Linked DNA regions of Homo sapiens: region 1 is linked to region 2. The links are chromatin loops, found by intact Hi-C in ENCODE. Cell type or tissue: HepG2. All regions are shown on one strand. Links, peaks and the distances in the headings refer to the core of each region. The heading gives the core; the rest is flanking DNA.

Evidence for each region. Peaks named below come from ENCODE experiments on the same cell type or tissue, not always from the same donor. Only the 100,000 strongest peaks of a DNase experiment are listed, where the experiment ranks them.
Region 1: it touches region 2 in a loop (3-fold over the local background); 6 of 110 quality-filtered maps call a loop at or near these places.

The regions. Positions count from the first base shown.
Region 1 is chr20:62,520,373-62,528,793 of GRCh38, forward strand. No RefSeq gene overlaps it. Among named protein-coding and RNA genes, the nearest start is that of MIR1-1HG, 26 kb to the right of the region's middle. In HepG2, for the core only: no CTCF peak of the experiment used is centred there; a DNase peak (open chromatin) is centred at 3,649; H3K27me3 peaks cover 6,149 bases.
Region 2 is chr20:62,580,052-62,588,472 of GRCh38, forward strand. No RefSeq gene overlaps it. Among named protein-coding and RNA genes, the nearest start is that of LINC02970, 19 kb to the right of the region's middle. In HepG2, for the core only: a CTCF peak has its summit at 3,581 (motif pointing left); no DNase peak of the experiment used is centred there; H3K27me3 peaks cover 7,350 bases.

The sequences.
Region 1 (8,421 bases), core at 191-8,190, 60 kb before region 2:
GGCGAAACCCTGTCTCTACAAAAAATACAAAATATTAACTGGGCGTGGTGCGCACGCCTGTAGTCCCAGCTACTGGGGAGGCTGGGGTGGGAGGATCACCTGAGCCCAGGAGGTTGAGGCTGCAGTGAGCCGAGATTGCGTTACTGCACTCCAGCCTGGGTGACGGAGCAAGACTCTATATCAGAAATCAAAACAAAAAACTGTAACAACTTTGGCTGGATTTTCTAATTTTTAAAAAATTAATAGACTTTATATTTTTGACCAGTTTTAGGTTTACAGAAAAATCGAGTGTATGGAAAGCCTCCGTGTGCCCTTCCCCCACTATTGGCGTCTCATGTTGGTGCGGTACATTTGTGACAATTGATGAGTTAATACTGATACCCATCATTATTAACTAGAGGTCATACTTCACTCTTAACACTGCACATTCAGTGGTGTTTATTTTTTTTTGTTTTTTTTTTTTTGAGACGGAGTCTCACTCTGTCGCCCAGGCTGGAGTGCAGTGGTGCCATCTCGGCTCACTACAAGCTCCGCCTCCCAGGTACACGCCATTCTCCTGCCTCAGCCTCCTGAGTAGCTGGGACTACAGGCGCCTACCACCGTGCCCAGTTAATTTTTTGTATTTTTAGTAGAGACAGGGTTTCACCGTGTTAACCAGGATGGTCTCGATCTCCTGACCTCGTGATCCGCCCACCTCGGCCTCCCAAAGTGCTGGGATGACAGGTGTGAGCCACCGCGCCCGGCCCATTCGGTGGGTTTGGACAACTCTGTAAAGTCCTGTATCCACCGTCACTACTGCATCATACAGGATATTTCCGCAGCCCTAAACATCCTGTGTTCCTATTCAGCCCTTTCTTCCCTCCCCACAAACTCCTGGAAACCTCGGATCTTTTCCATAGCTTTGCCTTTTCTAGAATGTGGTATGTTTGGAATCACACAGCATGGAGCATTTTTGGATTGACTCCTTCCCACTGGCAATAGCGTTTGAGGTTTCTCTGTGACTTCTTGCGGCTCGACGGCTCATTTCTTTTCAGCACCGAATATGACTCGGGTTTATCCAGTTACCACCCGAAGCACTTCTGCTGTATACATCCACTTGTGGGAATTTGTGTGGACGTAAGTTTTAAATTCCTTTGGGTAAATACCAAGGAGCACGATTGCTGGACCGTGTGGTAAGAGCACGTTTAGTTTTGTAAGAAACCGCCAGACTGTCTTCCAGCAGCCGCGCCATGTTGCCTTCCCAGCAGCCACGGCTGAGGGTCCTGTTTCTTCACATCCTCGCCAGCGTTCGGTGCTGTCCGTGTTCTGGGTTTTGGCCGCTCTAGTAGGTGTGTGGTGGCATCTCTTGGTTGTTGTTAATTTGCGTTTCCCTGGTGATGTAGGACGTGGAGCAGCTTCTTATATGCTGGTTTGTCATCTGTAGATCTTAGGAGAGGTGTCTGTTCAGGTCTTTTGCCACCCCCACTTTTTTTTTTTTTTTTTTTTACAGAGTCTCGCTCTGTTGCCCAGGCTGAAGGGCAGTGGCACCATCTCGGCTCACGGCAATCTCCACCTCCCGGGTTCTTCAGGCTCCTGAGTAGCTGGGATTACAGGTGCGTGCCACCACGCCCAGCTAATTTTTTTGTATTTTTAATAGAGACAAGGTTTTACCATGTTGGTCAAGATGGTCTTGCTCTCTTGACCTCGTGATCCGTCTGCCTTGGCTTCCCAAAGTGCTGGGATTACAGGCGTGAGCCCCCATGCCCGGCCTTTTGCCCATTTTTAATAGGGTTGTTAGTTTTCTTTTTCTTTTTTGGAGACAAGAGTCTCCCTCTATCTCCCAGGCTGGAGTGCAGTGACATGATCTCAGCTCACGGCAACCTCTGCCTCCCGGGTTCAAGGGATTCTCCCACCACAGCCTCCTGAGTAGCTGGGACTACAGGCATGTGCCACAATGCCCAGACAATTGTTGTATTTTTGGTAGAGACAGGGTTTCACCATGTTGGCCAGGCTGGTCTCAAACTCCTGATCTCAAGTGATCCACTGGCCTTGGCCTTCCAAATTGCTGAGATTACAGGTGTAAGCCACCGCGCCCAGCTGGTTGTTTATTTTCTTATTGTTGAGTTTTAAGAGCTCTTTGCATATTCTGTGGCTGGCTTTTATTCTTTTCATAGTGTCTTTTGCAGAGTAGAATTTGTTAATTTTAATGAAGTTCAGCTATCAATTCTTTCATAGATTTTTCTTTGCTGGTTTATCTGAAAAGTGACCCCCAGAACTCAAGTTCTCTAGTTGGAATTTTTAATTAAAAAAACAACAACCTTGAGCTTTACATAAAGTTTTAATTGGTTAACACAAAAAATATTAACATACTCTTGGATCTAAAATAATTCTAATAGGTAGACATTTTGCCACCCAGTGGGTAGAGGATGGTCCCCCCAGGCTGACTGACTCTGATTTGGTTCAGGTCAGCCCTACCATGAATCTCCATCTGCTCAGCATCTACCTTGAAAGTCCAAGTGAGTAAGGGAGACGGTGACTTCTGTGGTTTCCCTGGAGATTCCCAGGGCTATCAGCGTGGCTGGGGGAGCCCCTGACTCCAGCTCGGGTGTGTGGCCTCGGTCTTAATCGGGGCTCTGGACGACGACGCACGGGGAGATAAGAGCCTGGTCCAGCCAGGCTGGCACCATGGACTATTGTGACCTCCTGTCTGGACAGCCGTCCAGTGATTGGGACAGGTGGTCTGGGTTTTCTAGCAATGCCCCCACACCGTCTATGCCCCCTGCCTCCTGCAGCCCTGGGTCTCCCGCAGCCCCGGATCTCACGCAGCCCCGCCTGGGGCCACCACCATGACTCGCTGAAATGTCACCAGGGTAAAAAAGGTCAGAGCTGCCTGGGCCACATGAATGAGAGTCCTGTGAGCAGCTCAGCGGCCTCCCCACCAGTTGTGGAAGAGTGCCCTCTGCCCCTTCTCTGTCTCTCTGTGTCTCTGTCTCTCTCTCACTGCTGAGTCCCAGAAGGCCTCCCCGAGGTCCACCCACCCAGACCCTCCTGGAACCCCATTTCACTCCCTCCCCATGCTCTCTAATGGCTGGCTGCCTTCACTTTTCTAGCCAGTCCTTGTGGGAGGGGTTGGGGGCAGACCTGGGCAGATGTGGACTCAGGCCCTCTAGGTTCCATCTGCCCCCGGCCCTCCCCAGAGCCCTCCTGGGAGTGTGAGTGCAGGCGTCCAGCGGAGACGCTGACACCCTCTGGAGTCCCAGCTCTGCCATGCTGGGCACTGCCACTTCTCTGAAACCGGCTTCCTCATCTGAGAAGTGGGCTGGTAAGAGTCCGCACGATGGAGAGGGTTGCACTGGACAGAGCTCTCCGTGTCAGCCCGGCTGCAGGAAGCCCCCCATGTCTGTGCCCGGAGCCCCTGGGTGCCTGGAACTTGGGGAATGAACTCAAACAGAGACCCCGCCTGCTCACTGCTGTTTGCCCAGCTGCTTCTCTGGCAGGCATGGCGGGGAATGGGGTCATTTCTGAATATTCTTTAGAATTCCAGCCTCTATTTTCACGAGCCGATCGGCTGTTCGGCCTCACACCATTGGCGAGCGAGGATCCAGCCCGTTCTGATCTCCGCCCTTGTGGGCGAGTGACAAGGTGATGTCCCTGGGGGTGAGTCAGAGGAACTAGGGGCCTCAGAGGGGCGGGGACCAGGCAGGGCCACCTCCCCACCGCAGCTCCACCCTCCCTTTGATGCTCCCTACCCGCCACCCGTCTGGAACATATGAGCGGCATGCTTAACAGAATTGTACAGTCTCTCTTTAAAATTTTTTTACAGTAAATGGAGAAAAACATTTGCATTATTTCAAGAAACTAAGTGACTGAAGTTTGTTGTTGGCTCCTGTGGACTTTCATTGATTTTCAACAATGGGACCAAGATTCTCAATAAAAAAATATAAGCCCAACAAGGAGGCCTCTCATTTTCAGTAGATTATTTTGTTATCTTTTAGATGGGGTGCGCTATTGAAGAATATTTTGGAGATTTAAAAAAAGCAGTTTAAAAAATTAATATCTGCCCACTGTAAACAGTAGGAGAGTTGGGGCGCTCCTACTCCCACCCCCCGCCTGCCTCAGCCCCCCTCAGGTGGCCCTTACCTGCCCCATCTGGGTGGGAACAAGCCCCCCGGGCTTCAGCATCTGCTCAGGCTCACCCTTGTCAGCTGCAGATTCTCTGTGTTGGGGGAGGGTCCCAGGAGCTCCCCCCTCCCCCAGGCTGCTGTAAGTCTCCGGAGGCTTCTGTTGGGGGCAGGGAGGGGCATCCGCTTCGTGGCCTCACAGCAAAGAGAAGAGATGTTTTTTCTTTAAGAAGCAGAAGGGTGAGTGGCTGCAGACGGCTCTCCCCCAGCTTTGTTTAGATTTATCTTCTTTATAAGCTGCGCTGGGCTGGACTCTCTGCTAAACCGCCAAGGGGATGTGTGAGCCAATTACACACTGAACTGGGCAGGAAATGTTGAGGAAAAATGAAGTTTCCATCTGGCAACTTCCAACCCAAACTTCGCCTGGACGCGAGGGAAATCCCCGTGAGCCGCAAGATGCTCTTTGCTCAACGTCTTCACGGCACCTTCCCACGGGAGACGCGACGCAGGAATGGAGCGGGGACGAGTGGGCCTCGGCCGGTAGCTGGCTCCCTGCGGCCTCCTACCCCGGCTGGGGTGGCCCTTTGCCTTCTTTGTGGAGAAGGGACGCCAGGGTCTTGAGACTGTTAAATAAAGCACAATCTCCGGGAAGCAGAGAGGTCGAGCATCCCCTAACCCCAGCTAGCACCCGGCAGTGACCAGCCAGCCCCGAGCCAGCCCTTTAGAGCCCCTAAACCCACAGCAAGGCTGCCTGTGGCGGAGGAGCTGGGCCCTGGACCCTGGTGCTTGCAGGCCATGGCGGGGGGAGTGGGGGGGGCTCTCTCGCACGTTTCCTTACTTGTCCCAGGGGCCAGATCCTCCCGGCTCGGGGGATGTCATGCAAGGCAGTGAGGACCCAGCGGGTCCCTGCTCAGGTGGAGATAAAGAGGAAGGCGATGGAGAAGGGGGCATCCATGGGCCCTGCACCCTGTCACCTGGGTGCCATCCGAGAGCCACTGCTAGGTCCCTGTGGCAGCGTCCTGTGCCACCCCTGACGCAGATGAGGGACAGGGACGGCCCACCAGCAGTGAGAAAGAGACACACCCATTGTGGAAGCTCGGATGGCCGTTCTGACGGGAAAGTCACCTGGGGTTCCCCCAGTGTTTCTACTACTGTTTGGGAGTGGACGGTGGTCGTTGTGGGTGGCTGATTAGTGCTTGTGTCTCTTCAGCTCCAACGCGAGTGGTTGACTTCCCGGGCTTGTCAGTCTCTGGTGGCTGCTGTGGCAAACGGACCCAAACTTAGTGGCTCGAAGCCACCTGGCTTTACTGTCTTACAGTTTTGGAGAGGTCTGCATGGGTCTCCCTGGGTCAAAATCAAGGTGTGGGCCAGGCTGCTTCCCTCTGGAGACTTCAGGGGAGGCTCGCTCCCTCCTCCCCTGCCTCTGGAAGTGCCTGCGTCCCTTGGCTCGTGGCCCCGCCTCCATCTTGAAGGCCAGCTGTGCAGCATGGCCCATGCTCCCTGCTCCATTGCACGCCTCCTACCTTCCCTGACCGCTTGAGCCCCTTGCGATGATCTGCACTGGGCCCACCCAGGGTCACCTCCCATCCCATGTCCTTCATCCCATCTGCAATGTAAGGTGACATGGCCACCTGTTCGTTCTGCAGATTAGAATGAAGACATCTTTGGAGCCATTATTCTTCCTTCCACTCAGGGAAGAACTTTCAGTGGGTAGCAGTGCCTTGGCTACCATGATGGGACGGCCGGGTGGCTGTCATTTCTTGGGACCCCCGCCCTAACACACCCCTGGCGACATGCTGAGCCTCACTGCATCTTTGCAAACCTTGGCAAGTCTCCTGTTGTGCCTCTGGGGAAGCCTCTCAGTGGAAGGGCCATGTCCCTTTTGGATGTCATCTCACCACATCACTGCTTCTGCTACAGGTCTCTCCTCTGCTGGTTCCTGACAGGAAGGAGGTGCTGCCAGCGCTGACCCCACAGGGAGGGTCTGCGGAGAGGTAGCCGGGATGATGGGGTGGCTCTGGGGACCTGGGGAGCCAGGCCTGGCTGCGTGATGCTGCATTTCTGCTCGCTCAGCCTCCCCTGCCCAGCCACTGTGGAGCAGGTGTTGGTGGGGTGGGCAGTGGCTGCAGCCTGGCTCCCTTTAATGTCTACCCCAAGCGGGCCATTCGGCCTGTCCCTCCTCCGTGCTCCTTTCCCAAGCTTCAGGGTGGGGGGCATCGGACCCAAGTTCCTCTCCTTGGGGCAACCCTTGTCACTGTAGAGGTGGCTCCCTGGGGCCACTTTGAGTGGAGGGACGGCCCCCAACAACCCTGCTTTAGCCGCTGGTACTGATGATGAAGGTGGGCCAGGCCCCGAGGCTCCTTTCCACTTTTGCTTAGGTGAAGCCAAGCTGGGGAGGCTCTGAGCGCCGGGCCACCAGGGGTTTCTCTTCAGCCCCCTCCTCTGCTGCAGGGAAGTCCCTACAGCGACTCTTCCTGGAATCTGGCCCCAGTGGCTGGACGATGGGGAGAAGGAGGAGTGGGGGCGGGGTGCGCCAGCAGGCACAGGCTGCAGGCTTAGGAAGGTGGTACAGGAGGAGACCTCTTCTGCAACCATTTTAGATTTACAGAAAATTTGCGATAATACAGAGAGTTACTGTGTACGTCTGGTGAGCTTTAAAAAAATTAAGAGACTATTTTTTATAATAGCAGTTTTAGTTTTACAGAAAAATGTTGTAGAAGTACAGAGTTCCCTTATGCCCCCTGCCCAGCATGTGCACGGCCCCCCCGCCCCCGCCCCCTACGGTCCACATCCCACCACAGGTGCAGTGGCTGCAGCAGGTGACCGGGCATCAACATGTCAACATGTCCTTATCACCCGGAGTCCGCCCTTTACCACACGGCTCGCTCTTGGCGCTGGGTGTTCTGTGGGTCTGACTTGTTTATAACGGCACAGATTTCCCCCTCCCGCTGCGTCCCATGGAGCAGCTCCACTGCCCTCTGCCCTCACACCCTCTGGGCTCCTCCTGTTCACCCCTCCTCGCCCTAACCCTGGCAGCCACTGGTCTTTCTGCTGTCTCCGTGGTTTCGTCTTTTCAAGAGTGTCATACCCAGTAAGGCTTCATTTCATATCATTGATAGGTTTTTGGAAACTGGGACTTTAAGCAAAATGACGTATAACAAAATGAATTTGACCACAGGCTAATTAACATGAACAAGAGTTAAGTTCCTATGGCATATTTCTGGTCACAAAAACATCACCAAACTTCTAAATAAAGTCCAAAGCCCTTCTAATATTAAACATGGAAACAAATGTGAACTGTGCGTTTTTAATCAAGAATTTAAGAAGGATTATTAAAAACAAGTAAGATAACTATTTCCCCACTTATTCCAGTTCAGGGTGACTAGAGCTCATGCCCCCATCTCGGGGCACCAGGCGGGAACCCACCTGGACACAGCGCACGCCGCTATGGGAGTTGCCGTCCTGGAGTGGGCACTCACACTCCGTCCTGGGGCAGGCACTCCGACGGGAACAGCTTCGACACGCCAGCTCCCCTACGTGCACATCTTTGGGGCACGGAAGGAAACTGGAGCATCCACAGAAAACCCACGCGGACCTGGGGCGATGCACAGGCTCCCCGGACAGTGGCCCTGGGTGGGAGCAGATTTGCTTTTCTCAACATTATGATGAAACAACGTTAAAGAAAATAACATTGGCCGGGTGCGGTGGCTCACGCCTGTAATCCCAGCACTTTGGGAGGCCGAGGCAGGCAGATCACGAGGTCAGGAAATCAAGACCATCCTGGCTAACACGGTGAAACACCATCTCTACTAAAAATACAAAAAATTAGCCGAGCGTGATGGCTGGTGCCTGTAGTCCCAGCTACTCGGGAGGCTGAGACAGGAGAATGGCGTGAACCCGGGAGGCGGAGCTTGCAGTGAGCCGAGATCGCGCCACTGAACTACAGCCTGGGCGACACAGCGAGACTCCGTTTCAAAAACAAAAAAAAAAGGAAATAACATTATTCAAGGACCTGCTATCATTCATTGAAACCATGCGTCATGCAGCCTCTTTAGACTGGCTTCTTTCACTTAACAATATGCCTTCAAAGTTCCTTCAGATCTTTTCAGACCTTGATACACGTTTCCCTTTATTCTTGATCAGATTCATCATATTCAAATATCATAGTTGGTTACGATTATTTTACTTTTAAAGACTGGGTTTCGCTATGTTGCCCAAGCTGGACGTGAACTCCTGGGCTCAAGCGATCCTCCCGTCTCAGCCTCCTGAGTGGTTGGGATGACAGGCGTGAGCCACGTCGTGGGGCTTCATTTCTCTCTAT
Region 2 (8,421 bases), core at 47-8,046:
CCTCGGAGCCCCCGGCTTACTGCACACCCTCATGTCCTCGACCTTCAGGGGCTCTCCTGGGTGGCGTGACTTGGCCCCGAGCTGAGCTGGAGAACAAAAGTCTTTGGAGCTGCTTTTATTCCATTTTGGCAGCTTCCAAGAACTGGGCCTCTCGCCCCTGAGCGCATCTCCCGGGAATCTCGGCAAGACCCTGCAGTGGTGTGGGCCCTGCCAGCCTTTGTCCCATGAGTGAGGTTTGCTGGGGAAAGGAGGGACCATGGAGGACTTGGGCTCATTTAGAGAGGAGAGGCTTGTCCCTGGAGGACACTTTTAACCTCAGCCCTTGGCAGAGATTTCCACGAAATTAAGCCTCAGGCTAATGCTGTCAACATGGGGAGGGGGCTGCTTCTGCCAGGCCCACCCCCATGGGGGGCTTCTGCACAGATCCAGTTCCATGCCAGTCCTGCCACAGTGGGAGGGGCCTTGGGGCAGCATCAGCTCATCCCAGTACCAGCAGAGCCCCTGCCCAGCAACCCTGTGCCTCACTCACGCTGTGTGGGCACCATGGGGCGGTGGGCAGCATGGCTCTGCGCCCCTGAGGCAGCACCTGCCCTTGAGGTTCCACACCTTGTGGGGGTGGGAATATAACAGGCAAATTTGCTGTGGAGCAGGGAGGTGGGAGGGCTCAGGACAAAGAGAGCCATCTGGGGATCCCAGTGACGGGTGGGATCTGGGAGCGGGGAGGCCCTCCAGGAATGGGCAAGGCATGGTAGCAGGGGTGAGAGCAGGGGTGGTACCACCAGGGTTGAGGGTGGCACCCCTGCAGCCTGGCGCCTGGCTGGGCCCCGGCACCCCTGCTGTGCAGGTGACCTCTAGAACATGGGCGGGAAAGGCGCCCTCGCGGGCTGTCCACAGGGGAGGGAGGATGGCGCTCAGCTCCCTGCAGGAGGGAGAGATGGGCCAGTCAACCTGGGGAGCTCTGCACGGGGCTGACAGGGAAGCCTAGTCCCTCCTCAACCCCTGACCCTGAGGCCTGTGGATGCCCAGGCCCAGCTGCCTCCCCCTCACGGGCATGCCCTCCCTGCCTGGACGCATCCCTAGGAGGGAGCTCCTGGGCTGAGGAGGCTCCCTCGGCTGGTGTCCGCAATGACAGTGGGGACCCGGTGAGTAAATCTTGGCACAGCCACACCAGGGACAGCAGTAGCTGCAGCGCTTGCGGAGGGTCTGCGTGCAACCCCTTGGGGTTGCATGCCCCCCACCCCATGCTGGGACTGCATGCACCCCCCCAGCCTGCGCGCACCCCCCCAGGCTTGCATGCTCCCCACCTCATGCTGGACCTGCATGCACCCTCCAGGCTTGCATGCCCCCCACCCCACGCTGGGACTGCATGCACCCCCCCAGCCTGCGCGCACCCCCTGGGCTTGCGTACTCCCCCACCCCACGCCAGGTCCCCCCACCTCACACCGGGCCTGCGTGCATCACCCCCCACCACCACCACCCAGCCTGTGTGCGTCCCCTGAGCCTGCGTGCGCCACCGCCCCCCCGCACCCGGCCTGCGGGCACCCCCCGGGCTTGCATGCCCCCCACCCCATGCCGGGCCTGCGAGCGTCCCCTGGGCCTGCGTGCACCCAGAGGCTGTGTGTTACGTGCTGTGGGCGATTCTCTTTAAAGCAGCAACAATTACATGCAAGTTTGAATGAAAACTGCTCTGAAGGCTTCGGAGAAACTGCTGAATGAGGCTATTTGGGGGTGGGGACAGGAGGAGTCAGTAGGTTTAGTTTTATTCCACACTTTTCTTGATGGTGGGAATGTGAAACTAGCTGTGAGGGCTGCTCTTATTTAGAAATTTTGGAAAGAAAGTCTCAGGCGAGGAGGTACAGATCCCAGGTCGGGAGAAATCGGGCCACTCCTCCACGCCCCCCCAGGTCACCCCGGGTTTGCCAGAGCTGCCCCAGGCGGGCCGGCAGGTGGGCAGGCGTGGCCAGGAACCCAGCCCGCGAGGGTGGTGAATGCCCCTTCTCCAGGAGGACGTCACAAGGGCACTGCGGATCCCTCACTCAACTCTTATTTGCTGCACATGTCAAAGCTGTTTAAAAAGAAAGCGCTCAGGACGTTCCCCCGAGTCTGCAGCCGGGGTTGGCCTCCAGCCTAGGTGTGATCTGAAGTTCTGTGATTCAGACCCACAAACCCAGGCTGCCCAGAACGCATTCACCCAGGAACTTGGGCGTGGAGTGAGAGGCAAGCCCCCTGCCCCCGCACTCCGGGGCACACGCCAGTCACTGCCCAGCCCCCAGGCCTCTTAGAGGAGCTCAGCACACAGTCACATGGAGCCTAACAAATTGTAGCCCCCGCCCCGCCCCCGCGCCCCGCCCCCACCTGCACCTTTTGCCGCCCCCGGGCTGGAAGGATCCATCCCATCCCGCGGAAGGGCAGCGGACCCTCGGAGGGACGGAGAGGAAGGAGCCCCGACGGGAGAGACTGTGGGGTGAAAGGCAGTGGAAAGGCAGTGGAAGGCGGTGAAGACGGTGGAAAGGTGGAGAAATCCAGCACTCTGAAGGGCAGCTGGGGAGCCTGGAGAAGGACATATGTGAATTTTGGAACTGCTCATTGTTCCAAGCCATGACCTTGAAGAAGGCAGGGGCCTCTCTGGCCTCTGTGTCCCCATCGCTGAGGACAGGGTGGAACACGAGAGGCTGGGGGGTGGCCTCTGCCTCTGAGCCAGTTCTCAGCTCTTCTCTTCCCTCTGAATTCATGTTGTGTTTCTCAGCCATGAGGGACCCACGGAAACTGGGGCTTGGGAAGCCAGAGATGGCTTTGAGTTTGAGAGAAGGAATTTGCCTGGGTCACATACTGGAAATGGTGCCAGGCCCAGCCCCACCCCCCTGTGCATGTCTGGCTGAGCTTCCTAAGGAGCCAGCCACATCCACATTGCACCAAACCCTGCCACATCCAATCCTGACCGAACAGCCAGTCTACTTGTCAGTGTGGGGGACCAGCCACGTCAGTCAGGGCTCCCCAGAGAAACAGAACCAGTAGGATCCATGTCCACCTCTCTCTGTCTTTATGAATCAATCTATTGATTCTATGTATCCATCCATCCATCTATGTATCTATCCATCTATCCATCTGTCTATCCATCCATCCATCCATCTATTCATCTATCCATCCATCCATCCATCTATGTATCTGTCCATCTATCTATCCATCTATTCATCTATCTATCCATCCATCCATCTATCCAGCTAGCTAGCTAGCTATCCATCTTCTTTCTTTCTTTCTTTCTTTCTTTCTTTCTTTCTTTCTTTCTTTCTTTCTTTCTTTCTTTCTTTCTTCTTTCTTTCTTTCCTCTCTCTCTTTCCTTCTCTTTCTTTCTATCTTTCTTTTCCTTCCTTCCTCTCTTTCTTTCTTTCTTCTTTCTCTCTCTCTCTCTCTTTCTTTCTATCTATCAAGAATAAGAGAGATTGGTTTTAATGAATTGGCTCACATGATTGTGGGGACTGGCAATTGCAGGGCAGGCCAGCTGGCTGGAAGTCCAGGGAAGCTGATGCTGCCATCTGAGTCCAAATTCCGCAGGGCGGCAGGCTGGGAACTCAGCACGGCTTCCACATTGCCATCTTGTGGAGGAGAATCCCGTTTTCTTCCAGAAACCTCGGTCTTTGCTCTCAAGGCCTCAGCTGCTGGGACGAGGCCCACCCCCATGGTGGAGCGTCACTTTCCTACCTCAAAACCTGCTGAGCTAAGTGTTCATCCTGCCAGAAAACACCTGCACAGCAGCACCGAGGCAGGTGTGTGGCCAACAGCTGGGCACCGTGGTGCAGCCGAGTGGACACATAAAGTGACCATCACCCTCGTGGCAATGGGTGCGGGGGTGGGGGGGGATGGTCTTTCAAGTTCCACAGCAAAGAGATTCCAAGGGCCTTATTATTCCCAATAATTAGGACAGATTTTCTGTCCAATTTGGCAAGGAAGCCCAAGACCCAGCATCGTGAGCTTCAGACACGGCAGGAACCCAAGGCTTCGGGAGACCCAGCACCTGCCCCGGCACGCACAGCTCAGGCGCAGCACCTGCCCCAGCGCGCACAGTTCAGCAGAGGTCAGCTCAACCCTGGACTGTCCACACGAGTGTTGGGGCACGATGGGGAACATCTCATGTTGTGCTTCTTGGCCATGAGGGACCCAAGGAAACTGGGGCTTGGAAAGCCGGAGACAGCTTTGAGTTTGAGGGGAGAAGTAACTTGCTGCTTACCTGGTTTGGTGGGTGGTCAGGGAGGACTTCCTGGAGGAAGGAACATGTAAAATGAGGCCCAAATGATGGAAAGGAGCTTTGAGCAGGGGAATTCCTTCCAGGCTGTCCCCAGAACTGCTGGCTGCCTGGGACTTGGGTGCCCTCTGGGGTACAGTGTGTTCTCCCGAACACCAGTGGCTCTTGTGTTCAGGGCAAGCGTGGAGCTGATCCTGGGGGGTGACCCTCGCTTTGCCCTGGGCTAACCCAACAGGGATGTGAACCGGAGCCCCACACTCAAAACCCAACTCACAAGGCAGACATTTAAATTTCACTCATTCAGAGACCCGGGTCAGTCCATTCTTACCAAGCCCCCACCGCGTGCTGGGTCCAGCGTGAGACAGCTCCCGGGGCGCATGGACAGAGAGGCCTTGCCCTCGAGGAGCTCCCCTTCTCATGAGAGGAAGTCACTGTCTCCAGATGACAGGGTGACAAATGCCTCCAACAAAGATGTGTGCTCAGGGAGGTCAGAGGGGAGTGGTCCCTGGGGATCAGGAATGGCCCTGGGAGAGGCGGCTCCTCAGCTGGACCTGGACAGTTGGAGGCGATTAAACCCCAAGATGGGAGGGGACAGAGGAGTGCCAGCTAGGGCCACGGGACCAGACCCACCTTCCCGGAGCACAGGGCTGCGTGAGGTGAGGCATGTCTGGGCCACGGAACAGGGATGACATCCTTCATGCACCCACACACACCCACACACATCCCTCATGTGACACACACACCCACACACATCCCTTATGTGACACACACACATCCCTCACATGACACACACACACATCCCTCATGTGACACACCCACACCCACACATGTCCCTCATGACACACACACACATCCCTCACGTGACACACACACATCCCTCACATAACACACACACACGTTATATGACACACACACCCCTCACGTGACACACACACGTTATATGACACACACACCCCTCACGTGACACACACATCCCTCACGTGACACATACACATCCCTCATGTGACACACACATCCCTCACATAACACACACACACCCCTCACATAACACACACACACGTTATATGACACACACACATCCCTCACATAACACACACACACATCCCTCACGTGACACACACTTTATATGACACACACACATCCCTCACGTGACACACACACCCACACACGTCCCTCACATGACACACACACACATCCCCCACGCGTGCACACACACACACACACTCTGCGGGTGGCTGCTCACCCGCCCTGACATGGGGACTGTCTCTCCGGTGAGAACCGGCTGCAGGAGGGTTTGGTGCAGTGTGGATGTGGCCACTGCTCCTCAGGAAGCTCAGCCGGACACGCGCGGGGGGACGGGGCTAGGCCTGGCTTCATTTCCAGCATGTGACCCTGGCAAGCTGCTGCTCCTCTCGGGACCTCATTTTTCTCCTCTATGGAATAGGGACGGCAGAGCCAGTGTGGTGCACTGAGCCCTGGAGCGCCGCTCTGCAAAGGCACGTTCCACTGACACCCGCCTGGTCAAGCTCAGACCCAGGCAGAGAGGTGGCCGAGCCTCGCAGGGCCCCGGGTCCGACCCACCCCCGGGTCTGGCAGCTTTGCAGAAGGGCCTCTTTCAGGAAAGCAATTCACACACAATTCACAGTTGCAGCCTGCATGTCCTGTGTTGCTGTGGGCTCTGGAACTACGAGTGAGGACACCTTGAATCCCCTGTGCTTCCAGGATGTCACGTCTGTGTTCCTGGGACGGAGTGTGGAAACTGACTTTGGTAACTTCACGCTGCTTAGATGCACGGTGGGATCAGCTGCTGAGAGCAAATCTGATCGCCTCGTAGGTGAGCTCAGAGCTGCTAGGAAGCTCTTCACACCAGGGGCCTCAGGGGCACAGGTTTCGGGCCACGAGCTCACAGGCATTAGCAAAAATAAGGGTTCCTGGCTGGGTGCAGTGGCTCACGCCTGTGATCCCAGCACTTTGAGAGGCCAACACAGGAGGATTGCTTGAGCCCAGGAGTTAGAGACCAGCCTGGGCAACATAGCGAGACACAGTATCTAATTTTTTTTGAGATGGGGTCTCACTGTGTTGCCCAAGCTGTAGTGCAGTGGTGTGATCTCGGCTCACTGCAACCTCCACCTCCTGGGCTCAAGTGATCCTCCCACCTCAGCCTCCCAAGTAGCTGGTACTACAGACACACCACCATGCCTGGCTAATTTTTGTATTTTTTGTAGAGAGTGGGTTTTGCCATGTCGCCTAGGCTGGTCTCAAACCCCTGGGCTCAGGAGATCTACCTGTCTCAGCCTCCCAAAGTGTTGGGATTACAGGCATGAGCCACCGTGTCTAGCCCCAGTATCTAATTATAAAAAAACAAAAAGAAAAAATAAGTAAATAAGGGTTTCTGGTAAATTCTTCCTGGAGACACCTGGTGCCAGTCACACAGCCTCCCGAGCTGGTCACTCAGGCTGTGCACACCTCAGCCCTCAGGACAGCCAGGGAGGCAGCACGTACCCCAGCCCTCAGGACAGCCAGGGAGGCAGCACGTACCCCAGCCCTCAGGACAGCCAGGGAGGCAGCACGTACCCCAGCCCTCAGGACAGCCAGGGAGGCAGCCTGCACGGCTCTGCCCAGACGGCTCTTGGAGCATCTGGTGGGGCCAAGTGTTCTGGGGACACGTGCTCTGGAAAGATCTGCTTCAGCCAGACTTTCACACAGGACAGCTGGGGTTGACCCTGGCCGGTGCAGCCAGCAACACCTGTGAGGCCAGAGGGCAGAGGCAGGGATTCTCCCAACAGAAAATCAGGTGTGACATCATCTCCAAAGCTGATCCCGAGTCTGGGCCCCAAGCCTGCTGTAAGTGGGGAACGCTGGTGTCTTCCTTCAAGGTCCCCAAAGAAGCAGACCCTGGGAGAGGGTTTGGGGCACAGGGTTTATGCGGGAGGTGATTCCAGCAAGCAGGGTGCGTGGTGGGGAGGTGAGACTGGGAGGCAGGGAAGGGGTAGCGTGAGTGAGGGGCAGGTGGCCACTTTGAACAACCGCAGCTTCATTTTCCTTGCATGAGCCATGCAAGAGGGTCATTTTCCTGAGGACCCTCTTGTAAAACAGATCCCTGGAGGCCCGGCTCTTCCCTCCTTTCTTGCTTGTAGTTCTCAAGAATAACTGGAATATGCTGGATGCACAAGCCCCTGAGATAAAGAGGAGCATGTGGAGCACCCGGGGCTCTGCTCCAGCCCCTCCTAGAGCGGAATGTCCTAGAACGCTGCAGCCCAGCGAGCCACGTTTCCTGAGTGTAAGATCAGAGTGGGCCGCTTTGGGGTTCATCAGCTGCGGGGCAGCATGGGCACAGGCAGACAAGGCCCGGGGGAGGGAAGGTGACAGAGAGCAAGTTAGGGAGCCGGTGACCACTTGGGGACCAGAGCTCAGATCCAGAGGGACCCCCTGGGTGTTGAGAACCCTGGGAATTAGTGTGCCAACTCCTGCCCCTCTTGGTGGGGGTCTCTCCAGGGCGAGTGAAGTCCTAACACTTAGCCAGCCCCACACACCACACACTCACACCCAGAGATGTCCTCGGGTGGGGGGCGCAGGCACTGAGGAGGCCTGTGGGGTGCCGGGGTGGGGACCCCGTCTCTGCCGCAGGTATCTGCAGCTCTGCCACCAGGCTCTTTCAGCACCAAGGAGAGCAGCTGAGGGGCTCCTGTGTTCCTGGGGGCCCGTGTGCTCTCTGGACCTGCAGCTGGTCCCATTCTGGGGTCCGTGCCTGTTCCCGGAAGCACGGATCCCAGGCAGGCAGTGGGCTGGCCTGGCCTGGTTCTGGGAATCACTTTGAAGGCAGTGTTTTATGCCACTTGCCTGCCAAGGCAGAGAGTGCTGCGGCCATGGAGGTGACAGCTTCCCGGGCGGCGACTGACGTGGGGAGGCTTTGCTGATTCATTCTGGGCATGAATAACCAATTTCCTCAAAGCTGCCGGGGTTTGTGAATCAGGGTTCCCAATAAGAATGAACAAATCAAATCCATCTTCTGGGGCCTTTCATGGGACACTCTCAGCTCCCCAGTGCGTCGTGGGGTTTATAGCATGGCAGTCACTGGAGTGAGCTTGCTTAGAGATCAGCGCCCGGCCCTCTGGAGCTGGGAAGTACAACCTGCTGCAGTGCCCACACCTGTGTGGCCACCAGGCTGTCTCCAGACCCCG